Linked DNA regions of Mus musculus: regions 1 and 2 are each linked to region 3. A link is a loop called in an ENCODE intact Hi-C map of the cell type or tissue named here. Cell type or tissue: heart. All regions are shown on one strand. Links, peaks and the distances in the headings refer to the core of each region. The heading gives the core; the rest is flanking DNA. Region 1 overlaps Fam214a (family with sequence similarity 214, member A). Region 2 holds the start of Arpp19 (cAMP-regulated phosphoprotein 19). Region 3 has its middle 40 kb from the start of Gm38678.

Region 1 (7,699 bases), core at 1,669-6,668, 96 kb after region 3:
CTGATTTACAAATGAGAATAGAGCCAGCAAGATGGCTAGGAGGTCAGGGCATCTCGTTTCAAGCCTGGCAGCCTGAGTTCAGCTCCATGGTAGTGGGGTCTTATCTCCTGAAAGCTGTCCTCTGACCTTCATACTTCGTGGAATACATGTGCATACATATTCATATACAAAGTAAAAATGTAAAAGCAACCACCACCACAACAACAAAAAAAACACCCTGAACCAACCAACCAACCATGCTAGCCTAAAAGTAAATCATTTACATGTATCTGCACTTCTGAGGCTTCCACTCTATTTGAGTGGATCCAGAGAATGCAGTTTTCTTCTGCCAGAAGGGCTTGCTTTAACATCTTTGGTCATATATGTCTTCCACAGGTGAATTGTCTCAGGATGGTTGCTTTCACATCTCTTGTCATGCATGCCTTCTGCAGGTGAATTGTCTCAGGTTTGCTGTGTATGTTTTGCTTTGTTTTGGAGACAAACCCTGACCTCCCTTCTCGTAACTTTTCCCCTCATTAATGGGGACTGCTCAACTCTGCTTCTTCCTGCGCCTCAGCATGGAAATCTGTTCCCATTTCCCTGTAAGAGGTGCCCACCCTAAGTTTGCAAACCAAACTTAGTGTGAGAGTAACCCCTATCCCTCTTCCTCTGCTTTGGATGGAAACTGCCCAGAGGCTAACAGTTTCCTGAAGGGGGAAGGTTTCCCTTCAGCTTGTCCCCTGGAGAGAAAAGGAGGCCTGTGGGAAAGTCCTACTTTCCCCCAAGGACAGATAAGGTCTTTCTCTCCTAACTTTTATCATTCCTCCATTAGAAACAAAGAAACTAAGTAACATGTCTGAACTTGCCTAAAATTGAACTCTTTGGATCTTACTGCCCTTTTGTGTAAAACTGCATTCTCCAGTGAATCTTTTCATTATAATTACAAAGCAGGTATTAATTAAAGGACAATTTTGTGACTGAGACAGGAGGATTTCTTGGAGTTGGATGCCAAGCTAGGTTATATAGCAAGTTCAAGCCAAGCTGGAGTACAATGAAAGAGCTTATCCATCCACCCCCCACACCGCAGCAAAAGAGGGAAGAAACATTGTTTTAAAAGTTCTTTACATGATTTTACTTCTCTTTGGCTTTCAGTTTTGTTGAGTATACTCTAGCTTCATTTCTATTTTTATTTTGTGTGTGGGTGTTTTGTCTGCATGTCTGTCTGTGCACAACCTACAGCCTGTGTCCTCAGAGTCCATCAGACTCCTGTAATTACATTTACAGGTGGTTGTGAGCCACTATGTCAGTGCTGAGATTTGAACTTGGGTGCTCTGAAAGAGCAGCCAGTGCTCTTAAGTACTGAGCCTGCTCTACAATCCCCCAGCTTCATTTCTTAAGGAACATGCCTCATGACATTTCTTCAGGCAGACAAATACATCAGAAAGCAAACACTCATGAAAAGAATAGTTTAATTCACTCTCTAGTTCTTTGGCAGAAAGGCCACTAAGGAAGTCATCCTGACTCTCTGAACGAGTACAGTTAGAGTGTTTTAAAGTAAGTGTCTACCGACTGTGCTGGGTTTGTTATTTAATAGCTGACTGTTAACTAAAAACAAACCTAAGTTTCTACCATAGCAAGATATGCCAAAAATCAAAGGACAAAGACTTTGTTTTCTTCAGAAGTTTCAGAGGTAAGAATTTTGATTACATTGGCTGGGGGTGAGACTCAGTATTTGACCACCTCAGTAGCGTGATTGGAACCCTGCATCTGTTGCACAGCACTGAGGAAAGGATCATCTCAGCTTGCCCAGTCCTGGAGCTTACATCTTTGTACCAACTCTCACATTGTAATAATCCAGGTTCAAAATTAATTCTAATTTAGGCATCGTATTTAACCCTTTGTGCATACAATTAGCCTTTAAAGTATCATTTATCTGAAGCCAACAGAAGAGGACCGGTGAGATGTCTTACAGGTAAATGCACCGCCAGATGAGTTTGATCCTCAGAGCCCACAAAAGGACAGGAGGAGGGGAGACTTGACTCTAGAAAATGCCCTCAGACCTTTACATATGTGGTGTGGCACACACAGCGTGCACTCGGGCACATGCAACACACACACACTCACACACACACACACAACAAAACCAAGTGAAATTGAATAGAAATAATGCAACCAGCAGAACCCATAACAAGCTGCAGGTTTCTTAAATAATACCTTATTTCTTAAAAAAGAAAGAAAGAAAGAAAGGAAGAAAGGAAGAAAGGAAGAAGAAAGGAAGAAAGGAAGAAAGGAAGAAGAAAGGAAGAAAGAAAGAAAGAAAGAAAGAAAGAAAGAAAGAAAGAAAGAAAGAAAGAAAAGAGAGAAAGAGAGAAAGAAAGAAAGAAAGGAAACAAGAGAACTCTCTAGTTGTCCAGAGAGCTTTCTAGAATCCACACCATACGTTGAGTTGATTGCCTTTGAATCTTTTTTCTGAAATAAAAATAAGTCAGAGTTGATGATAATGTATGTAAGCTTGGGCAAATGACTTTGAAATTTCTTCTTCTCACCCACAAAGGAGGGAAGTAGTGTCCAATGGTATTATTTTAAATTTAATTAATAGTTATTCTGTGCCCCTTATGTGTATGGAAATATTCTAAAAAATTTTCTTTTTTTACAAATAACTGTTGTGACTGCAGTCTGAAGTCAGTTTTATTAAAGGAAAGGGGGTTGGGGAACTGGCTCTGAGAGTTACATACTTGGCCACAAATGTGGACCAGAGTTCAGACCACCAACATCCACATGAAAGCCTGGCAGGCCTGACAGCCACCTGCAGCTCCAACTCAAGAGGTGGAGACAGCAGATCTCTCAGGTGAGTTACACTCCCTCAGTGTGTTCCAGGTTCAGCCAGAGAGCCTGCCTCAAGAAGTAGAGAGCAGTTGGGGAAGACGCCCAGCACCAACCTCCATCCTCACACACATGTGAGCACTCACAAACATACAGAGATAGAGATTAATAAGGGGGAAGCCGAAATAAAGGAGTTGTGTTATGGGGCTAGGGAGGTGGCTCCGTAGTTTAGAACAGAGGGTCAGAGTTCAATTCCCAGGACCCATGCTGGGTCAGTCACAACTCCAACTTCAGGGCACCCAGCTTTGTAGGCACCAGCGCTTACCTGTACATCCACACACACAGTTCACACATATGTACTTAACTTTAAAAATTAAATCTTTAAGCTGTCCACTGGTGGCACATGCCTTTAATCCCAGCACTTGGAAGGCAGAGGCAGGTGGATCTCTGTGAGTTCAAGGACAGCCTGGTATACAGAGTGACTTCCAGGACAGCCTAGGTTGCACAGAGAAACTGTGTCTCAAATCAAAAACAAACAAATCTTAAAAACAAAAACAAAAATGAAGTCAATCCATGACGTTTATTGTGGCTGTTTCTCATAATCATGTGTTGATATAATTTTTTAAGGTTTATGTAATTTTTTAAAAAAATACCATGTGTATATGTGCATTGTGCATGAGATAGAGTGGACGTGTATGTTTGTGTGTGTGCATGTTGTATAGATGGAGACTAGAGAACAAGTGTGGGCGGTTGTTCTTCTTTGCTCACATTTTGGTGGGTTCCAGGGATGCATGGTTAAGATACATACTCACTGTGAGGAAACAGATGGTTCCGCGTGCTTCAGGGCTGTCAGCATGGTAGTGCTGACTTAGTTCATCTGTAGTGCTGATTGGTTTCTTTAGCCTTTCCTTTCTCCTAGTCAGTGCCCCAATTTTGGAGAAGGTTGTCTGTCCATAAGAAATGGTGACATGGGTCCATGTGGATGTGGAAGGCATGACTCTGGGTTGCGTGCCAGTGTCTGGCAACAGCTGCTCACTGCATCAGTGGCTTATGCAAGCACTGGGAAGAGAAGGAAGTCAGGAAGAGGTCAGTGCCGAGAGCAGGTCAGAAAGAGGCCTTCCACAGATAGACGGGGCATTCTTCACAAACCTGTGGGTGTAGGAAAGGGAGAGGAGAAAGCTGCCTGCTGCACTGGAGAGAGAATGGAAGGACACGAGCTTTCTACACAGGACTTTGTCTGGGATGGAGGGACTATTTGGGGAGCTGCAGAAGCTGAGTTGACCTGGGACTCCGTCAGCATCCAAAGCAGAGTTCACGCCACATTGTCCATCCAGCTAAAGCGGATGGCTCTGTGGCAGCTCTGGCCTGAGCATCGGGCTTGAGGGTCTAGAAGTGCATTCGTTAGGAAGCCAACCACCGAAGGAGAGATATAACCAAACCTTTGTACCCTGAGGATTATAGTGGAGTGGGTCTTCAGTAAAACAGATCTCCACTAGGTTGGGAGATGGAGCAGCGTCCCTCAGCCTCTGTGTACTGTTTACAGTCTGGCTGGGAGCTGGGGCTGGGCTGGGGCTTTGGAGAGCCGAGCTCTCGAGGCTCTGGACTGGTGCCCACTTCATCTAGAAAAGCAAGCAGCTTAGGCATAGTGAAAGCTCTAGACACTTGGAAAGAGCCACAGATGAAATAGGTCACCTCGTCACTAGATGTGCAAGGACTGGCTGTGACAGTTCCCAGGGTAGTGTCTGAGAGCTTATTTGGAGGTTGAGTTTGACTTTCTCAGGATTCTTTCAGCCCTGAGAGTCTATGCATCTCTGCTCTTCAGAAGCAGTGGAGCTGGGTCATGGCCAGCTGGCCCAGCATTTGGGAGGTAGAGGCGGGAAGACCAGAAGGTTAAGTACAGCCTTGACTATATAGTGAGTTTAAAGCCAGCCCAAACTAAGTGAGAACTTGTCTTTAAAGAGAAAAGAAAAAAAGAAAGAAAAAAATTCTTAAAACAACAACAAAAACCTAACAAATGGAAGGAAGGAAGGAAGGAAGGAAGGAAGGAAGGAAGGAAGGAAGGAAAGGGGAAAGAAGGGGAAGGGAAAAGGGAAACGGGAAAAGGGAAAAAAGTTAAGTTAGAAGTAGCTCAGGGAAAGCCCTAGGAGAGATCACAGGCTTCCTGAGGACGCAGAGTGAGCAGAGCCTCTGACTGCACCAGAACCTGCCATGCACACACGTGGCTGCCTTTGCACCCTGGAAAAACCCAGTGCAGTTGGGCAGCACACAGCTCTGTGTAGAGGGATGGAGGAGGAGTGTCCTTCCCAAGTCTGGCTGGGCTGCTGCACATGCTGTTTGACTTATTTCTATAGCCTGCCAAGGTAGTAGAAAGATTCCAGGCACTGAAACCTCAGAGTAAAGTGGGAAAGAGGCCAGGGAAAAAACCTAGGAGATTGCTAAAAAGATAACTTAAGATAATATTGTTTTATCTTCAGAGAGGCCTGTTCGTTAACATGAATCAAAATTGTTCATTTGTGAGTTTATTCCAGCCTTAGTGAGTTCACTAAGCTGAGTATTCAAGCATATTAGTTTTCAAACATATTTATAAAAATTCCTTTATCTATTTAGAAAGCAACTGGATCATCCTATACATCCAACAGTATAGGATTGGTTAAATAGATCACGCCATAGTTCTAGTTAAGTAAAAATAGAGGCCTACGTTTGAGAAGGAAAGTGGTCTACTAGATTAAGTTAAAACGTGTTTTTTAAAAAGATAGAAAGTAAGGGGCCAACAAAATGGCTCAGCTAGTGAAGGTGCTTGCCAGCAAGCCTGATGACCTGAGGTCAGTCCTCACATAGTGAACAAACCATTTTGTCCTCTGACCCTCCATTTGCACTGTGGCATACACACCTGCTCCATAGGTGCCTACACGCATGCACATGCACAAATAAAGTAGTAAAATGTAACAAAAAATGTAAAGGTAGGAACAATGATGGATAATCGTATGTCTCTCGGCCTCTCTGTAAATACCCCTCGATTTATGATCTAATTTCATTCCCAAAGGAGATTTGAGACCCTCTCTTTTCCAGTCAGCTCATTATTATAATTTATAGTTCTATTTCCAGAAATAATTCTGTATCACAAAAATACCAAATGAACAAAAGTGTGTGTTAGATATATATTACTTTCATTTTAATTTAAGAAACAAAAGTATGTAATAGGAGATTTTTATGGTCATGGTGAACAACAGCATTATTACAGTGGTTTAAGGGCCTGGTTTCTGGAACCAAATTGTATATCCAAATTGCAGATTGTCTGGGGTGAGTACGTGCCAGCTCCCTCCCCTTGCTTCGATTGCCTGTGAGATGCAGGCAGGAGTCCTCATCCATCAGTGCCCTGAGGACTGAGCTTATCTGGACCTCGTACTTAGAACTAGTGATGCTCATGCCAGTAGAACCCCATCTGAAGTGTCAGCTGTCATCTTCCTGCCTCCACCCCCTCAGTGCTGGGCTTTTAGGTCTCGGCTACACCCTCAGTCTGAGAAAGGCTTTGTCATTGGCAGTGATGGTTTGGGTTTTTGTTTTTTTAGTTTTTGCTTCTTTGAGACAGGGTGTTGTATAACCAAAAGTTGCCTGGAACTCACTGTGTAGCCTAGGCTGGCCTCAAACTTACAACAATCCTTGTCTTAGCCTCCTGAGTGCTGTGAGTGTTGCCCCCAGCTGTCATGGAATCCTGTTGAGTACTTTAGGATTAGAGGTTTATCTCAGTGAGTAGATAGGAATGGTGCTGTAATCTCAGAACCTAAGAGTGGGAGACAGGGAGGTTAGGGGTTCAAGACCAACCTCTACCACTCAGTGAACTCAAGGCCAGCCCGGGTTGTATGAAACCCTATCTCCAAACAATTAATTCATTAAAAATTAATGAGCTATGGATATAGCTCAGTTGTAGAACACTTTTTGGCATGGTAAAACGGTGACCTAGTGTGTATGTGGCCCTGGGTTCAGTCCCATAATGATAGATAAACAGCAACACTGTAAAAAAAAATGTGACTAATTCAAGTGGTGGAATTCTTAATACAATGAAGAATTTTCTTTTTTATGCCAGATGCCTTGGATGAGTATTTTGAATATGACGCAGAGGAGTTCTTGGTCTCTTTGGCCTTGCTGATAACTGAAGGACGAACCCCGGAGTGCTCTGTGAAAGGCCGTGCAGAGAGTTTCCACTGCCCTCCAGCGCAGTCTCGCTTCCCAGGAACGGCCAGACATGAATGCAGCGACAAGCTGGCCCAGGTGAGGACCGGACCAGGCTCCATTGCTGTTTGTGCTCTGATGTCTTCTTCCCTGCTGTTCTGTCATGGTGATTTTTATATTTGAATGTGGCTTGGAAGTGCTCCAGGTGACTCCCTAAGCTGAGGCGATGTTGGAAGCCCTCCTGCCTCCCACTCCACAGTAGTCTTCTATGCTGCCATCCCCTTTCCTTTAGCTATGGACTCTTTTTTATTTTTCAATTTTTTATTAGATATTTTCTTCATATACATTTCAAATGCTATCCTGAAAGTCCCCTATACCCTCCCCCGCCCTGCTCCCCTACCCACCCACTCCCACTTCTTCGCCCTGGTGTTCCCCTGTACTGAGGCATATAAAGTTTGCAAGATCAAGGGGCCTCTCTTCCCAGTGATGTCCGACTACACCATCTTCTACTACATATGTAGCTAGAGACACGAGCTCCGGGGTACTGGTTAGTTCATATTGTTTTTCCACCTATAGGGTTGCAGACCCCTTTAGCTCCTTGGGTACTTTCTCTAGATCCTCCATTGGGGGGCCCTATGATCCATCCAATAGCTGACTGTGAGCATCCACTTCTGTGTTTGCCAGCCACTGGCATAATCTCACAAGAGACAGGGTCCTTTCAGCGAAA
Region 2 (7,699 bases), core at 1,829-6,828, 130 kb after region 3:
TCTAAATAGTGAGCTCCAAGACACCTAGGACTACATAGACTCTGCTCCCCCCAACACACACCCCCCCCAAAAAGTTCCCGTTCTAACTACTCAGTGCCTCACTGAGTTTCAAATAATTTTCAAGTCTCCTACTATATATATATATATATGTATATATATATAATATATATATATATATCTCCCTTTAATTAAAAATGCATTCTCTCTGTGATGAACTGTAGCTCAGTCATAGAGTGCTTGCCTAATATGCACAAAGTCCTGGGTTGAACCCACACACAGCCCAGCATAAACCAGGCATGGAGGTACATTGTCACCCCAGCACACAGGAAGCAGAGGCAGGAGAATCAGAAGTTACTCCGGATTCATAGTGAGTTTGAGGCCAGCACGAGCTACATGTGCATCTCAAAAACAGAAAGGGAGGGGCAGAGGAAAAAATAACAACTTCTGATCTTTGAAAAGTTTGCATATGCTTATGAAATCCCAAACTTAAAAATTATTTTTTTTTGTGCACATTAGCATCAGAACCACCAGAGGGAGCTTTGTACGACTCTGTCACGGGTGTTTCTCATGGCTTCTAATCTCTGGCTAATTCTTTAAGCATTCAGTTCTTGTACTAGCCACATTAAATGCTCAGTGGCGGTTAGCACTACATGCTTAGTAGCTGGTGTATCGGGGAACACAAACGTAGAATACCACATCATCACAGAAAGTGCTATGGAACTGCTTTGCTCTGGATTGATGGCAGCTCAGGGTCCTCAGATGGGCGTGACCCCAGGAAGAGTATGCAATTAGAGGAAAGAAAGAAAGATTGGGGTTCAAGGGACGACATCATAATCAAGTCAGGCTCGGGTTCAGGTGCTTGCTTTACCTATGAAGCCATCCCATCGGCCCCCAAATCCTCTTGTTCAGCAGTGGATAAAGCCAGGTCTATTTGTAATACCAACATCTGGGAGACTGAAGAAAGGGGAACCCTGAATTATCATGAGTTCAAGAGCAACCTAAACTATAGACTGAGACCACTCATCTCAAAAAGTAAACTTTTAAATAGAGACTCAACAAAAGAGGTTAAGGGACAGGGCAGAACGAGGAATGACGAGCCAGGCCTGTGATAGGGCATGCAAGGACCATAAAGAATGAAAATGTAGAGAAAATCCAATGCTGGGGGCCAGAACAGCCCAGATTCTTAAACACCAGAGGAGGAATTTTAATAATGTATAGCTGTGTCGACAGATGCAGATGCTTTGCGTTGTGTTTCATGCTTTCTATAAGTTGTAGGTAGCTGCAGTCCAGATGGAGAAAAATACCAGCAACAGAAACAGAACCGTATTTCCTTGAACCCATTGCTGTTTCTTGGTCGACTGACTTGAAATTTTGGTTACACCAGGAATCAGTCATAGGAGGAAGGGTCATTTCACTTGAGGCCAGACTTGAGCTATACTCCCAACTATGAGTCCATCTTGTGGAGCTGCATAGTTAAGTCCCTCCCTGGCTTTAAACAGAAAGGGGAGTGGGGAGGAATGACCACTATCTAGGGATCAGAGGAGAGCATTTTGGGCAATGGAGCACTGCAGCTCAGTGCGTGCAGTCTTAAAGATTAAAGTACACGAGTTATGGTGGTGCTGAATAGTGTTCTAACAGCCTCTGGGAACTGAGGTCTGTCTAAAGCTGCTTTGTTCAGTTCCAGCTTCCTACAGAATATACCACTGGGAGTGAAAATGGCCTGCCTCCAAACGCCGGCCCTTCTCGCTCCCAGTTCTGGTATCTTGGGCACAGGGCAAAATCTCCATGTCCATATTTCCTGGCTTCTATTTCCTCTTTTCTTAGGTTGGAACACTGCTGTAGGGTAACACAGGGACAGAGAATGTTTCTTTGTTTAGAGGTGGGACTCAGGAAACCCAAGCTAGCTCAAACTTGCTCTGTTGCTCAGGATGGCCTTGACTTCTTGATCCTCCTGCTCTGCTTCTCTCGTGTTGTGATTACAGATGTGCACCACCACACTTAACACCTTCTTTTCTCCTCATGTGGGTGAGCATTGCACTGGGACCAGAGGCAGGCTTTATGGCTCTTGTTGGCAGTGTTACTGGAGGAAGAATGGCTTATCAGATAGTTCCACAAAACAGGACTTTGCCCCTGAGGAATTTTCCATTTGCTCAGCCTGTCTCCCCAAAATTCAGATTTGCCCTGACAGGAATGTTGTTATCTATTTTAGGAGTAAATATATATTGATTTTCTGTCTTTGTTTCCCTTTCTTCTCTGTCTGCCTGCTCTCTCTCTCTCTCTCTCTCTCTCTCTCTCTCTGCAGCTAAAACTTGCAGAGAATTTTTATTGGTTTTTTTTGTTTGTTTCTTTTGGTTTTTCAAAACAGGGTTTCTCTGTGTAGCCCTGGCTGTCCTGGAACTCACTTTGTAGACCAGGCTGACCTCGAACTCAGAAATCCACCTGCCTCTGCCTCCCAAGTGCTGGGATTATAGGCGTGCACCACCACTGCCCGGCGAATTTTTATTGTTAATACATTTATTTGTACAGCAGACAATAGAGTTACAGAATTGCTGTATCATTAGGGTTCAATGATGCTTAGAAGTCAATTTTTGGAACAGTGGTTATCAGTTTATCATTTTTATATAGATATTTTTATTCATTTTAGGAACAGATTTCTTTTTTAAAAAGATTTATTTATTTGATGTGAGTACATTGTTGCTGTCTACAGACACACCAGAAGAGGGCATCGGATCCCATTACAGATGGTGGTGAGTTATCATGTGGTTGCTGAGAATTGAACTCAAGGACCTTTGGAAGAGCAGTCAATGTTCTTAGCTGCTGAGCCATCTCTCCAGCCCAGGAACAGATTTCTTTACACATACATTTCTCCTGTGTCCCTTGTTACATTTTAACCCCAAATTTACTCATATTCATATAATGTATAGTATTTTATTAATAAAAATATTAGTTAGCTGTGTCCACTAGCCTGACTAGTACAGTCTCCTTCTCTATACAGGTCTACTCAAGTGAAAAACACTGAGAGGCTAAAGCAGGAGGTTTGCTGTGACTGAGGCCAGAGTGAGACCCTGTCTGGAACAAAAGAGCCAGGAACAGTGACACATGCAGGCAGGCAGATTTCTGTGAGTTCTAGAACAGCTAGAAAAAAAAATACTTTGATTCCCTCTCTCCCCACCCCCATACAGCAGAGTTGTAGGGAAGCACAGAAGGTTAATTTGTCAGTATAGAATGGTAACAAATATGCTGCTGCTGTTGTTGTTGAGTTTTGGTTTTGGCGACTCGCCTTCATGTAGTTTAGGCTGGGCTTGAATTCATACCTAGCTGAAACTGGCCTTGAACTGAAGTTCCTCTCTCCCTCTCTCCACTTGGAAAGTTCCGGGATTACAGGTTGCAAAGTCCTGGAACTACAGTTGATTTGGGGACAAACTGAGCCATTCTCAAGGGATATCTTTGTCCAAGAGTTAGCCTCTTAAACCCTTTTATCTTAAATTGTTACTTGGCTGGTTAACCCTTTCCTTCCTTCTCCAACAAGAACTCTTAATCGTTTTGTTTTTCAAACTGAAGTATCAGTCAAGACTTCCTGTCTGAAATTCTGCACATGCTGGGGTTTTGGGTTTGCTTGGCCTTTGTAATTGTTATTGTTGTTGTCTTGTTTTAGTTTACTTTTGACACGGGGCCTCACATAGCCCAGGCTAGCCTCAAACTCAAGCTGAGGATAACTTTGAACTTCTTGATCCTTCTGCCTCTACCTCCCCAGTCCTAGGACTTCAAGCATTGCACCACTATACTTGTTTAATCTGCTGCTTGGAGTCAAACGCAGGGACAGTCATTCCAGGCAACCCATCCATCTGCTACTGAGCCAACTTCCAAGCTCTCTCTCTCTCTCTCTCTCTCTCTCTCTGTGTGTGTGTGTGTGAGAGAGAGAGAGAGAGAGAGAGAGAGAGAGAGAGAGAGAGAGAGAGAGAGAGATTGAATGCAGGGACTTGCCCGTGCTAAGCAAACTCTCTACCACTGTGCCAGGGCCTCACTAAATCCCCCAGGGTGGCCTTTGATTTACTCTATAACCTAAGCATACATAAACTTGCCACACTTCCGCTTCAGCCTCCCAGACAGCTGGGATTACAGTCCTATGCCAGAGGGCTCAGCTTTGATTTTGATGTCTTCCACATTCCATATCCAATGACTCTGAGGTTTTGATTGTTCTCCTGTCTTCCAGAACTGCTTGCATTGCCTTCTGATTCTTACTAGTTAACTATATAAGTCTGCCTTAGCCCCAGATTTCTAAGGGACATTTCCTTGGAACCAAATGTGCCAGCAGCTATAAGATGCTTAGTAGAATGACGAATAAATATGAAGCTACGGACTTGACAGTTAAGAAAATCATTGCTTTGAAAATCAATGTTTTGAGCTGACTGCCGTGGGAGAGCAAGGAATGGAAGCTGAATTGATTTATCAGTGATTTATTGCATGGGAAATATCAAGGTCTGGGAGTAAAATATTGACTTCTTCCCTGCTGTGGCTAACATGAAGAGGAATGGTGACATTACTAAAGTAATCACAATTCCTGTGTAATGGTGCTGTGCTTGTTGTAGAACTCTCCGGAGCAGTGGTAGCTTGAAGAGGTTGATCTAAGAAGAAAAGGTGGCGCTGAGGCAAGGTTAGAGAACAGAGGAAGTAAAGATGGATGGGGTTAAACTGAAGCAGAGGTACTGCCAAGCAAGCAGAGGACTAAATAGGAGGTCAGGGTTGTCTGGAAAGGCGGGGGAAGTGGAGGGGAGGGGGAACACAGCGCCACAGACCAACTACAATTCCCAGGAAGCACTGTGCGCCCATGGACGGAAGTGAGGTGAGGCGCGAGCCGCAACCTTTGAGGGAAAGAGGAAGTGCTCGGGCGTCGCAGGGCCGGAGGCGCGGGGATAGGTAGGTAAGGGCGCGGCGCGGGAGCCTGGCGGGCCTGGGCTGCGGGAGCTACGGCGGGCGGGAGCCCGGGGCCCGTGTCGTCACAAGGCGGCGGTAGCCGCCGGCCCGGCGGGCAGCGGGGCAGGCAGAAGGTGGCGGGCGGTCTTGCCTCCCGGTAATCTGTCTTCTCCCGGCGTCTCTTCTGCAGAAGGAGCACCATGTCCGCGGAAGTCCCCGAGGCAGCGTCTGCGGAGGAGCAAAAGGTGAGTGTGCCGGAGGACCCGGGGAACCCTCGAGACCCGCGGGATCCGCGGGACCTGGTGTGGCGGGAACCTTGGCTGGCGGGCCCGCGGGAGCGAGGGCGGCCTGGAGCCCTCCGCCGACGGCTCCTCCCGCAACCGGGGAGGGCCCTGGCGAGTGGAAAGGAACCGATCCGCTCCCGAGCCTCGGTGTAGCACCCAAGTGTACCAGGCAGCTAGGACTCCGGCCCATGTTAGGGACCCAGGTTCTGTAGTGGGCTTTGATTTGCTCAGGACGTTGTCCCTCCGGAAGCGCTCGGGCCACTTGTGAGCTTGCAGGGAACTCTTTAAGGTGGTGTCTCCATTCAGGCAGCGATGCAGGGCTCGGTTATTAGGGTTGTGAGTTGTGTGGCCTCGTGATCTCTTTCCTGAACCCTTTGGGCTTCAGTCTTCTTATCGGTAAAGTCCCGGTAATAGTACCTACGTCCCGCGACGGCTGTGAGGCCCAAACGAAAAACCCAGCACAACTTCTGCTCAAAAAAAAAAAAAAAAAAAAAAGCTAGCTGATGGGCTTTGCATGTGGCACTTGACTAAAAATCGAGAATTGGAGCTTTAGGAAATTTCACTACCTTAGATATTTCTCGAATCATGGGGATATATTTGTCAGCTCATTTGTATGTCTCTGTTGAAGGGAAATGTGCTAGCAGCACACCTACGAGTTTGAGGCCTGTATGCTTATGTAGTGCCTGCCCATTCCGTCGTAATTATTATGATGCTTTGACTTCCAGGGTACATGGAGTCAGTTAGCTAACAAAGGAGAAAAGTCATGAGTTCCCAACAATTTTTCTTTAAAAACAAACAAAAAATCCCAAATTGGGCCTTTAATCCCAGTACTCAGGCAGAAGCTAGAGGAATTTTGTGAGTCCCAGGCCAGCTGGAAGTACATAATGAAATCCTGTCTCAAAATTTATTAATTGATTGATAATTAATACCAAACTGCTTTACTGTATATGGAATTTGGTCTAATGTTTAAACGTAATCCTTATACTAATGTTGCACTGTAGATTAGTGGGTTTTGCTCATTCCATATATTCTAATCATGTCAACTTACCCTTTATTATTTCTTCCATTGTCATAGTTCTCTTCTGATAGTAATTGTAAGTTAACTGGCGAAAAGAAGGAAAACAAGGATAATAAAAACAGTAGGCAGTTATAATGTTGTGTCATATTATACTTTGCAAAACGAAGGATTTATCCTTTCTTCCCTCCCTTCCTCTCTCCCTCCTTCCTCCCTTCCTTCCTTCCTTCCTTCCTTCCTTTCCTTCCTTCCTTCCTTCTGTAGTAGGACCTCTGGGACACTGAGCTCTATTCCTGGGGTTCCCGCTCCCCCCATTTTTGTGAAACAGCATGAGAGGGAGAATTATGTGTGTGCAAGCAAACACTTTCTGACTGACTATGCCCAGCCCCTCTTTTGTCTTTTTGAGACTGGGGCTGGTGTAGCTCGGTTACCTAGAGAGGATAGCCCTGAAACTATTGATCTATAACCATGCTGGCCCTCACCTTCCTGATTTCAGCTTTGAAATGATTTCACTAAGTTGCCCAGGCAACTTGAACTCACTTTGTAGTCCAGCCAGGCTTTGAATTTGGGATCCTCTAGGCGCAGACACCAGGTGACTCAGGTTACAAGCCTGTGCCTGTGCCACGAGGCCCAGCTGAGCAATAGATTTTTTTGAAGCCCCCCCCCCCCCAGCCCAATGCATATAGTTTAAAGGTTACAGGTTTTTTTAGCAATAATCTTAAATATTACCTGTTCATATTGCAAAGTTTTTGGTATGTTTATAACTGCTTTGGATTTAGGAACTCAAAGGCCATGTCTGTCTGTCTTTTCCTAAGTACGCTGAAATGAAGCTCAGTTTGAATTTGCTACCTAGTAGTGTGGTGGATAATTTTCTTTCTAAAAAATTTGTTGTGTGTTGGGGGTATCTGTATAGAGATCAGAAAACAGCCTGTGGGGGGTCTGTTTTCTCCTTCCACCATGAGAGTTCCGGATTGAACTTGGATTGTAAGAATTGGTGGCTAGAGTCTGTACCCACTGAGTCATCTTGCTGGCCCCTGTTTAATTATTTTTTTAGGAAGAGGCTCACTCTGTAGTCCTGGCTGGCCTTTAACTTGAAGTGCTCTGGCTTTAAGCCCCCAAGTTCAAGGATTACAGTGGCGCTGCCACTACACCCAACTAAAATAATTTTGGGTAATGCTTGTTAATATGTTGCTAAGGTTTGAAATACTGATTTCTAGAGTATAAGTACTTTTGATTAAAATAGCCTAATATAGGGCTATAGAGATGGTCCAGTGGTTAAAAGTACTGCCTGCTCTTCAGAGGACCCAGGTTCAGTACCCAGCACCCACATGGCAGCAGCTCACAACTGTAACTCCAGGATCCAGCACCCTCACCCAGACATGATGCAGGCAAAACCAAGAGTGTACATAAAATAATTTTTCAAAATATCCTAATACAATACCTAATATCAGGGATAACTTTTAATCTTTTCTCTCTATGCTTTGTT
Region 3 (7,699 bases), core at 1,001-6,000:
ACACAGACACGCAGGCACATACTCTTCCTCCCACACACCACAGTGCTCTTTAGTGGGTCAGCACACTGTCTGTGTTGCCCAGAGACATCCAGTGAGGTCACTCTTCACAAGAGATCGGTCATCACCTCTGCTTTGCTGTGCCTTAGACCTGACACTTACAGCAAGGCTCCATCTAGAATGAATGAACCAGAAGACAACAGAGCCTCAGTGCTCAGTAAGCTCTCTCCAGACCTCACTGAGTACACAGAGCCATGATGCTCTCAAGAAGTGAACTCAGGAGAGGGTAGATGGATCTCTTCCCCAGCACATTGCTGGGTAGCACAACCACATGAAGACACTCGTGTTCTGTTCAAGCAGACAGACACCGAATGAGGAAGGTAGCCATGAATAGAGGCTCTAGAAGAGTCTCTATTCTCTGAAGCTGGTCTCCACTGACCTGTGACTTGAAAGGGGCCCTAGGCATACCAGGGGAGGGAGAGATGCTCCCCAAAGTCTGTCTCCCACAAAACCAACAAGGACACTGGCAGAAACAACTTAGTCAGCCGTAGGAATTAGTCATGGGTTTGCCACAATCTGAGTAGTGAGTGTTTGAGAAAACCAGAGGGCTGGGGAGACACCCAGTCAGCAAAGCCCTTGTCTACAAAAACAAGAAGCCCCGAGATCTCTATTCACAGGATATGTATTTATTTGACACTTGGAGCTTGTCCTGGTGTCCTGGGGGCTTTGTCAAGAACAGTGAAAATTAAGAGTTTAATATCACAGTTGCTGGAAGTACCGGCCACACTGAGACCCCATAAAGCTGAGTTAAAAACAAAAAGGGAAAGGCAGCTATGACTTTCATAACATGCTTTAGAAACTTCCAGGACACTGCTGGGAACCTGGACAGTCACACACATCTATCCAGAATACTTCCTGGTGTTCACAGATTATAAACAACAATCACATTGACAAAACACAGGCTTCTAGATGAATACTGGGCTGTGGAACTGGGAGCTGAGCTAGGAGAAATCAGCCTGAACAAAACCAAACACCTTCCTACCAGTGACTGGTAATCAAAGTGGAAACTTCTAGTTTCTTTGGACAGTTAGTTATGTCGAATGATGGTTTGCTGGGGCACACAGGTGAAAGGATGTCTTGCTAAAGCAGACACGGATAAAAGGATGCTTTGATATAGCAAACATGTGAAAGAACCCGTGATGAAGGAGTATAAATATGACCCCACAGACAGTGGGAGACAAGCAGAGAGCATTGGTTTGGTTTGCTCTGCCTTGCTATTCTTTGTTAATGATACACATATACTGGGTCAGCTTACATTGAGTTGTTGACCTCAACTTGTGATAACGACACCATTGAGAGAAACTTGCTAAAGAACTGCTCATGAGGTTCCTGAGACAGCTTGCAGCTTCTGAGGCCTTGCCTCAGGCTGGTTAGCGAGCCTTGCGTTTCCTTGAGGATTGAGCTACGGCAGCTAGTCTATTCATGATGTCTGCTTGCCGAAAGGATTGGGCTGTAGCTGCCAGTTCATGTGTGGTGTCTGCCTGCCTGGAGGACTGGACTGATGCTGCTGAATCCTACTTGGTGTTTGCTATGGGACTGAACTGCTGAGAAAAAAGATTGAGCTCGCCCCCAAAGAGCTATTGCTGAACAGGTCCACGTTCCCCATATCCTAATGACTTTCCTCTTCCACTACCTCTGCTGGGGGGTGGGCTAGAGGAGAGGTTGAACCCTTATTATAAGTAGGTTGCAAAAAATATATATGCCTACAGTTAATATTTGTAAACTTGATTGTGAACTTAACAGAACCTAGGATACCAGTCCCTGGGCAATCTGTGTACACCCATCCCAATTATGAGTGGCACTCTTTACTGGGACAGTTGAGGTTTAGTATGTTGCTATGTGTTGTAATGCTAAATACTGGCCTGGTGGCCCCCAGCGATGAGGAGAGTCTAACGCAAACTCAAGTGATGCTATGTCATCTTGCTGCCAAGTTATGCCCCATTGATGAATACAGATGCCTACAGCTTATCGCTGGGCAGAAGACAGATGGGTCTTGTTTTGTTTCCTGGACTGGGGGTCTGAGGAGACATCAAGGAGGAGGGAGAGAGAAGGTGGGGAGAGGAGAAGACTCTATCGGGTAGGTGAGTCATAAAAACATGGCCATGAGACCTGGCCAATTAGAATTAAGAGCTGCCCAGATGAAACATGGACCATGCAACATATATAGAAAACGACTTGGAAATACAAAGATTAGCTAGTAATTGGCCAGATAACCTGGGTAGATATTTCTCAAAACAAGGCACACAAATGGCTAGCAAGCACATAAAACATGCTTAACATATTAAATCACTAAGGCAATGAAGATCAAAACCGTAATGACACATCACTTTCTGGCAGCTAGGAGAGCATTTTCTTTTTAAATCTAAGCCTTATGGCATATGCCTGTCATATAGCCCTGGGCAAGCAGAGAAAGGGGGACCATAACAAGGTCAAGGCCAGCCTGATCTACACAGCAAGTTCTAGGCAAGCCAGAGTTACTCAGCAAGACCCTGTTTTAGAAATGAATAAACCAAAAATAAATAAATAAAGCCTCAACTCACGTTGGAGACTCCCTAGAGGAATTTAAGTTTCATCATGTCATTGACCAGAGTGTAAGAAGTTCAGGAACTTTAGAGACCAACCTGACACTTTCACATCAAGTTCTTCATACAGTTTCCATTTGCACTCGTAACTAAAAGAACGAAAAAAGGCCCGGTCACAATGAAGCATGCATACAAATGCTTGTCACTATAAAATCGGTTATAAAAATCAATAAGAGGAAATAAGCCCTAGATAGCAATGGAAGGAAATTGGAAACATAGTTAAAACATTATGAGTTCTGTGTGTGTGTGTGTGTGTGTGTGTGTGTGTGTGTGTGTGTGTGTGTATGTGTGTGTGTGTGTGTGTGCGCTTGGCTTTGTAACTCAAGTGGGTAGTCTCCAGCTTAAACTTTGTAAATGACCATGTGTCCAGGGTCAAAAGGCTAGACAGGCTTGGGCCTTTCCTTAATCTTTCCCAGAGCTCTGCGTCTTAGTTATATCGACTTTGACCACTAGATGGCAGCACTTGACCACATGCTTGTCAACAAAACTCGGAAGACCCAGGGATCAAAAAGAGGGAGGGCTGTAAAATGTTGAGATAACTTCTGCTCACATTAGAGCAGGTGACATCACTGTGTGATGTATAATAACTACAAGGAGATGCAGTTTTTATGGACATTTAGGTGACGAGGTACAAAAGAATGAGGCAATAAACAGTGATGTCGAGTTCCGAGGCTAAATTATCTACCCCACCCACCACACCCTTCCTCCTCTTGCAGCCTGCACTGTCCTGAAGGAGCCCAAGAGAGGGCTTGTCTGGTGCTCTCAGAGGACTCCCCAAGTGCCCAAGGTCACACTTCTGAAAAGTAGCAAAAGGTACTCCCAAATGTTTTAGTCCAATAAACTATATATCACATCATTTTTTTCTCATTTTTCCTTAAGTCATTTTTAAAAAACAAAATTATAAACAAATTTATGTAAGTTTATATTTGTATTATAGATAAATGCACTACCTGTACATACACACACACACACATTTTCTCCCCTATAATTGTACACCTGGGATGGGTTCATTCAATTTTCTCACAAACCAAATCTGCTCACTTCAGCATGAAGTTGTTCAAGTCAGCACCCTGCCCTGGTGAGCTCAGCTCTTTGTTAGTTGCAGAGCCCTGGGAAGCCAAACAATGTGTTTAAAACACCCAGGCTATCTGGGTACGAGGGTACACACACCTGTATCCTAAGATCGGACAGTGACCCGGGGGGCGGGGGATGGGGTTGGCTGTGAGTTCAAGGCTAGGCTGGGATGCATGGCAAAACACTGTCTTAATGCTCACCACAGACACACACACCAAAAGCAAGCAAGCTACCAAGTGTCCACTGAAGGACTTAACCTTAATCTAGCTAGGACCTTGGATAGGCACATTTTGCTCACAAAGCAAGAACCCCTTTAACTATGAAGGAGGTGTGTGGCTATTAGGACACATGCTTTCCAACACTGAGCGCCAAGGAGTCCTCGTCAAGCTGGGTTGTGCCAGCCGGGCTGAACTCCAGGGAGGACTAAGCCATAGGTGTGTTTATCATTCCTATCGGTGCTCAGAACAGAACCCAGGGCCCCCCTCGCACACGCTGAGCAAATGCTCCTACCACTGGGCAACACTGCCAGCCCTAAAGTATACTTTAATAATATTGCAGGTGTTGCCTTCCCTGCACAGAGATCCTTCTGTTTCTCATTTTTTTTTTCTACCCTGCCCAGCCAACCTTGTTCTTTCCCTTCATGGAAGTGGAAGGGCGATGGTGCCGAAATGTAAGCCCAAAGTCTCTGCTATGTCCCAAGCTTCTCCCAGAGTGACCTCCATCACCAAGCCTCAAACCAAACAAACAGAAACGGAAACCTATTTAAAGACATCCTTTCTGCCACTCCTAATCCACAGCCTGCTGCTAACTGGTGGAGGGGCATCCCTGCCTGCTCCCAGAGCAACACTGGAATACCCAGCTATTTCTCACCTGCTTCCTAGCAGTGTGGGACACCCAGTCCTCTCTGAGTGAACAGAACCCAGACGGTCTGCGGCTCAAACGTAGGAGATGTGAGGGTAGATTGGGGATTTCTTTTCGCTTGTATTGGTTTTGTTTGAGGCAGTCTCACTATGGAAGCTAAGATGGAACTTAACTAGGCAGCCCGAGATGGCTTCCAATTTTGCCTCTTCCTGCCTGAGCCTCACAGTGAGTGCTAGGATTTCAGGTGTGCTCTACCTCAGCCAAGCACAGATGAGCTTTTTGGAGTTGACTTCATCCGTAGTTTCTTGGTTCCTGTTGAGAACATCCAAGGCCACTGTCTGTGAATCTCAAGGTTTATTCCAAACTGCACAATCCAAGAAGTCAAGGCCAAGTTTATACATTCTCCCTCCTGAGGCTCTCCGGAGGGGTTAAAGGCATAGCTCTGAGGTCTGTGTGGCTGGAGGAACTAAAGACTCTAGAGAGAGACTTCAACTGCCCTCCCACCCTCGGGTGAGTCCTCTGATAATATTAACACAGAGCTTCCTGCTACCTCTGAAGTGGGTCCCTGAACTTGGGAGGCCTGGAACACATGATGCAAACAAGGGTGTGCCTGTCTCTTGCTGCAGAGTGCCTTGCCATAGCTCCGGTGAGTGTGAGAGGATGTGGGTCAGAGGCCTCTCCAGACTGTGGTGCAAGAAGCCTCCTGTAACACAGGTCCTGCCTACACTAGCCAGCCGACTGAGCAGAACTCAGCCACTCACAGAGGCAGCACAGGAGAGCTGTGTGTGTGTGTGTGTGTGTGTGTGTGTGTGTGTGTCCGTCCACAAACACTTTAGTTTGCTCTTCTTTTCTCCCCATGAATCTGGCCCCACTTGTGACTATTAACACCTGCTTTCAGGTCGCCAGAACAAGAATAAAACTGCAGCACAGCCACGCGTACCCTGGTCTTGTCGCCTTCCTTTTAAAGGCTGAAAATTCCAGGGAAAGGGAGAGAAAGTTGGTTTTTAAACTCGGTTCACATTTTAAAAAATAAAAATAAAAACACGTTTCTGGAGTCGAAATAACATCTTTCATAGTTAACCAAATTAACTTGTGCATTTATATCCTCGATACTATATAATTTGCAGTAAATGTTAAAATTTCCCAAATTGTCCCTAAAAATGCTCTTTATAGTGAGATTGTGGGAAGTAGTATCCAGTATAAGACCATACAATGTGCCTGCTTTTTATAGACCTGAAACCTTCATGTCTTTCTCAAGCCACTAAACTCCTCTTAGTCATGTTCTGACTCCTTGAAGACGGGGTCACCTGTCCCAAAGGATGCCAGGTCACTTGGTTGTGTCCAGCACTTTTTCTACTGATTTTCTGCAAGCTGGAAGTTGTATCTCCGTATCCAGATTAAATATTCTGAGGTGTTAGGATTTTAAGCTTTTAGACAGGATCTTATTACCCCACGCTGGGGAAACTCACCATACAGCCAAGGTTGAACTTGAATGTCTGATCCTCCTGCCTCCACCTCCTGAGAGCTAGGATTACAGGTGTGCTTGTTACTCCTGGTTTCTAGTGACGAAGCCTCATCCTCAGCCACTCTAAGAAAAAGTGCTACACAGAAGAGTTGACTTCTGTAAATGATGAACACCTAAGTCACATAGAGTGTCACGCATGCATATACTGCTCAGTGAGACTACATTCATCTTCCTCCTGGGAAACACAGATCCCACTCTGTGTCACACAGAGAGGGGGCTACTTGTAACTGTGTGTAGAATATGGCAATTTGGGAGAAATCTATACAAAAGCTACCAGGATATTTAAAGCCATCACCAAGTGTCCTCCTGCTTTTTCTTTGACTCAGCTCTCTCTCTTTCTCTCTCTGTGTGTGTGTGTGTGTGTGTGTGTGTGTGTGTGTATGTGTGTCATGCCTGCTTGCCTGTCTGCCTGCCTGTCAGTCTGTTGTGTATGTGTGTCCATCTACTTGTGTCTGCTTATATCTATGTGTCTGTGTGTGTATCTATATCTGCCTACTTACCTGTCTGTCAGTCTGTTTGTGTGTGTGTGACTATCTACTTATGTGTGTGTCTGCCTACTTGTGTCTATGTTTCTGTCTTCTTGGAACTGCTTGTGTGTATGTGTGTGTCTGTATGTGTGTGTCTGTGTAGATATTTGTGTGTCTGTCTGCTTGTGTGTCTCTGTGTGTACCTGCTTGTGTGTGTGTATTTGTCTGTGTGTGTCTGCTTTTGTGTGTGTATTTGTCTGTGTGTGTCTGCTTTTGTGTGTGTGTCTGCTTGAGTGTCTCTGTGTGTGTGTGTGTGTGTGTGTGTATTTGTGTATGTGTGCCTGTGTTAGGAGGTGTGCTCATGAACCTTTTTTTTTTTTTTTTTAGTACTGGAGATTGAAACACATGCTAAGATACTAGTCTGCTGTGAGCTACAGCCCCAGCCTTAGGGTCTACTTTTTGACCCTCAGCCTTAACTCTACTCTTAGTATGCTCCTGGGCCAACCTTTCTGGTGACCACAAACCTGTGACAGATCCAGATGGGAGAGAACAAAGATAGGTGAGGCCGGATTCTCCAGGTCTTCAACAGCTATGAATGCCTTTCCTCTTTGGGTGGTGCTGGGGACAAAACCCAGGACCGTGTACACGCTGAGCACACGCTCTGCCACTGAGCCACACACATGGCCTCAATAGCCTCTAATTGAACCTGAAGCTTATTATGAACCCAGTTGGAAACATTTGCCCAGGTTTTAGGGAGCAAACACTCTGTTCTGTGAGCTTGTATCTAATACACATCACCTTAGTGACCTGCTCACGCCACCGAAGCTCAGCACCTTGGAATACAAAGGCTGGAAACCCCCTTTGTTTTCCAGTGTGTGGGGCACGAGCCTCTGACTCATCCTGGAGCCCAGCCAGCCTCTGAGTGCTGCAGGGTGAGCAGGGAACCGGGCAATGCCGGAGTCCCCAAGCACAAGGATCTTCCGACCAAACGAAGCTTCGAAAGCAAACAAATAAATAAAGGGGGTGGAGGCAGGTGCAGGGACACTTGGGACGTACTCACGTCAGCTAAAAGGCAAGGGCAATGCCAGCGGGCGGGCGGGCAGGCGCTGTGCGTGTGCCTGAACGCCTGTAGA

What was found. A loop is a pair of places that touch in the nucleus more often than their neighbours do. Peaks named below come from ENCODE experiments on the same cell type or tissue, not always from the same donor. Only the 100,000 strongest peaks of a DNase experiment are listed, where the experiment ranks them.
Region 1: it touches region 3 in a loop (3-fold over the local background); 12 of 42 quality-filtered maps call a loop at or near these places.
Region 2: a loop joins it to region 3, with 3 times the contacts of the local background. A loop is called at or near these places in 29 of 42 quality-filtered maps.

Annotation. Positions count from the first base shown.
Region 1 is chr9:74,997,379-75,005,077 of GRCm38, forward strand. Fam214a (family with sequence similarity 214, member A) reads left to right here. Exons shown (of 13, transcript NM_001113283.1): 3 at 6,887-7,071. Among named protein-coding and RNA genes, the nearest start is that of Gm51280, 34 kb to the left of the region's middle. In heart, for the core only: no CTCF peak of the experiment used is centred there; a DNase peak (open chromatin) is centred at 4,433.
Region 2 is chr9:75,032,803-75,040,501 of GRCm38, forward strand. It overlaps Arpp19 (cAMP-regulated phosphoprotein 19), which reads left to right and starts at 4,930. Exons shown (of 3, transcript NM_021548.4): 1 at 4,930-5,159. The coding sequence starts at 5,115. It overlaps Gm51714 (a long non-coding RNA gene), which reads right to left. Exons shown (of 2, transcript XR_003948357.1): 1 at 5,765-7,699; 2 at 4,442-5,665. In heart, for the core only: a CTCF peak has its summit at 4,834; a DNase peak (open chromatin) is centred at 4,849; H3K4me3 peaks cover 2,406 bases; H3K27ac peaks cover 1,370 bases.
Region 3 is chr9:74,901,956-74,909,654 of GRCm38, forward strand. No RefSeq gene overlaps it. Among named protein-coding and RNA genes, the nearest start is that of Gm38678, 40 kb to the left of the region's middle. In heart, for the core only: a CTCF peak has its summit at 3,105 (motif pointing right); a DNase peak (open chromatin) is centred at 3,086.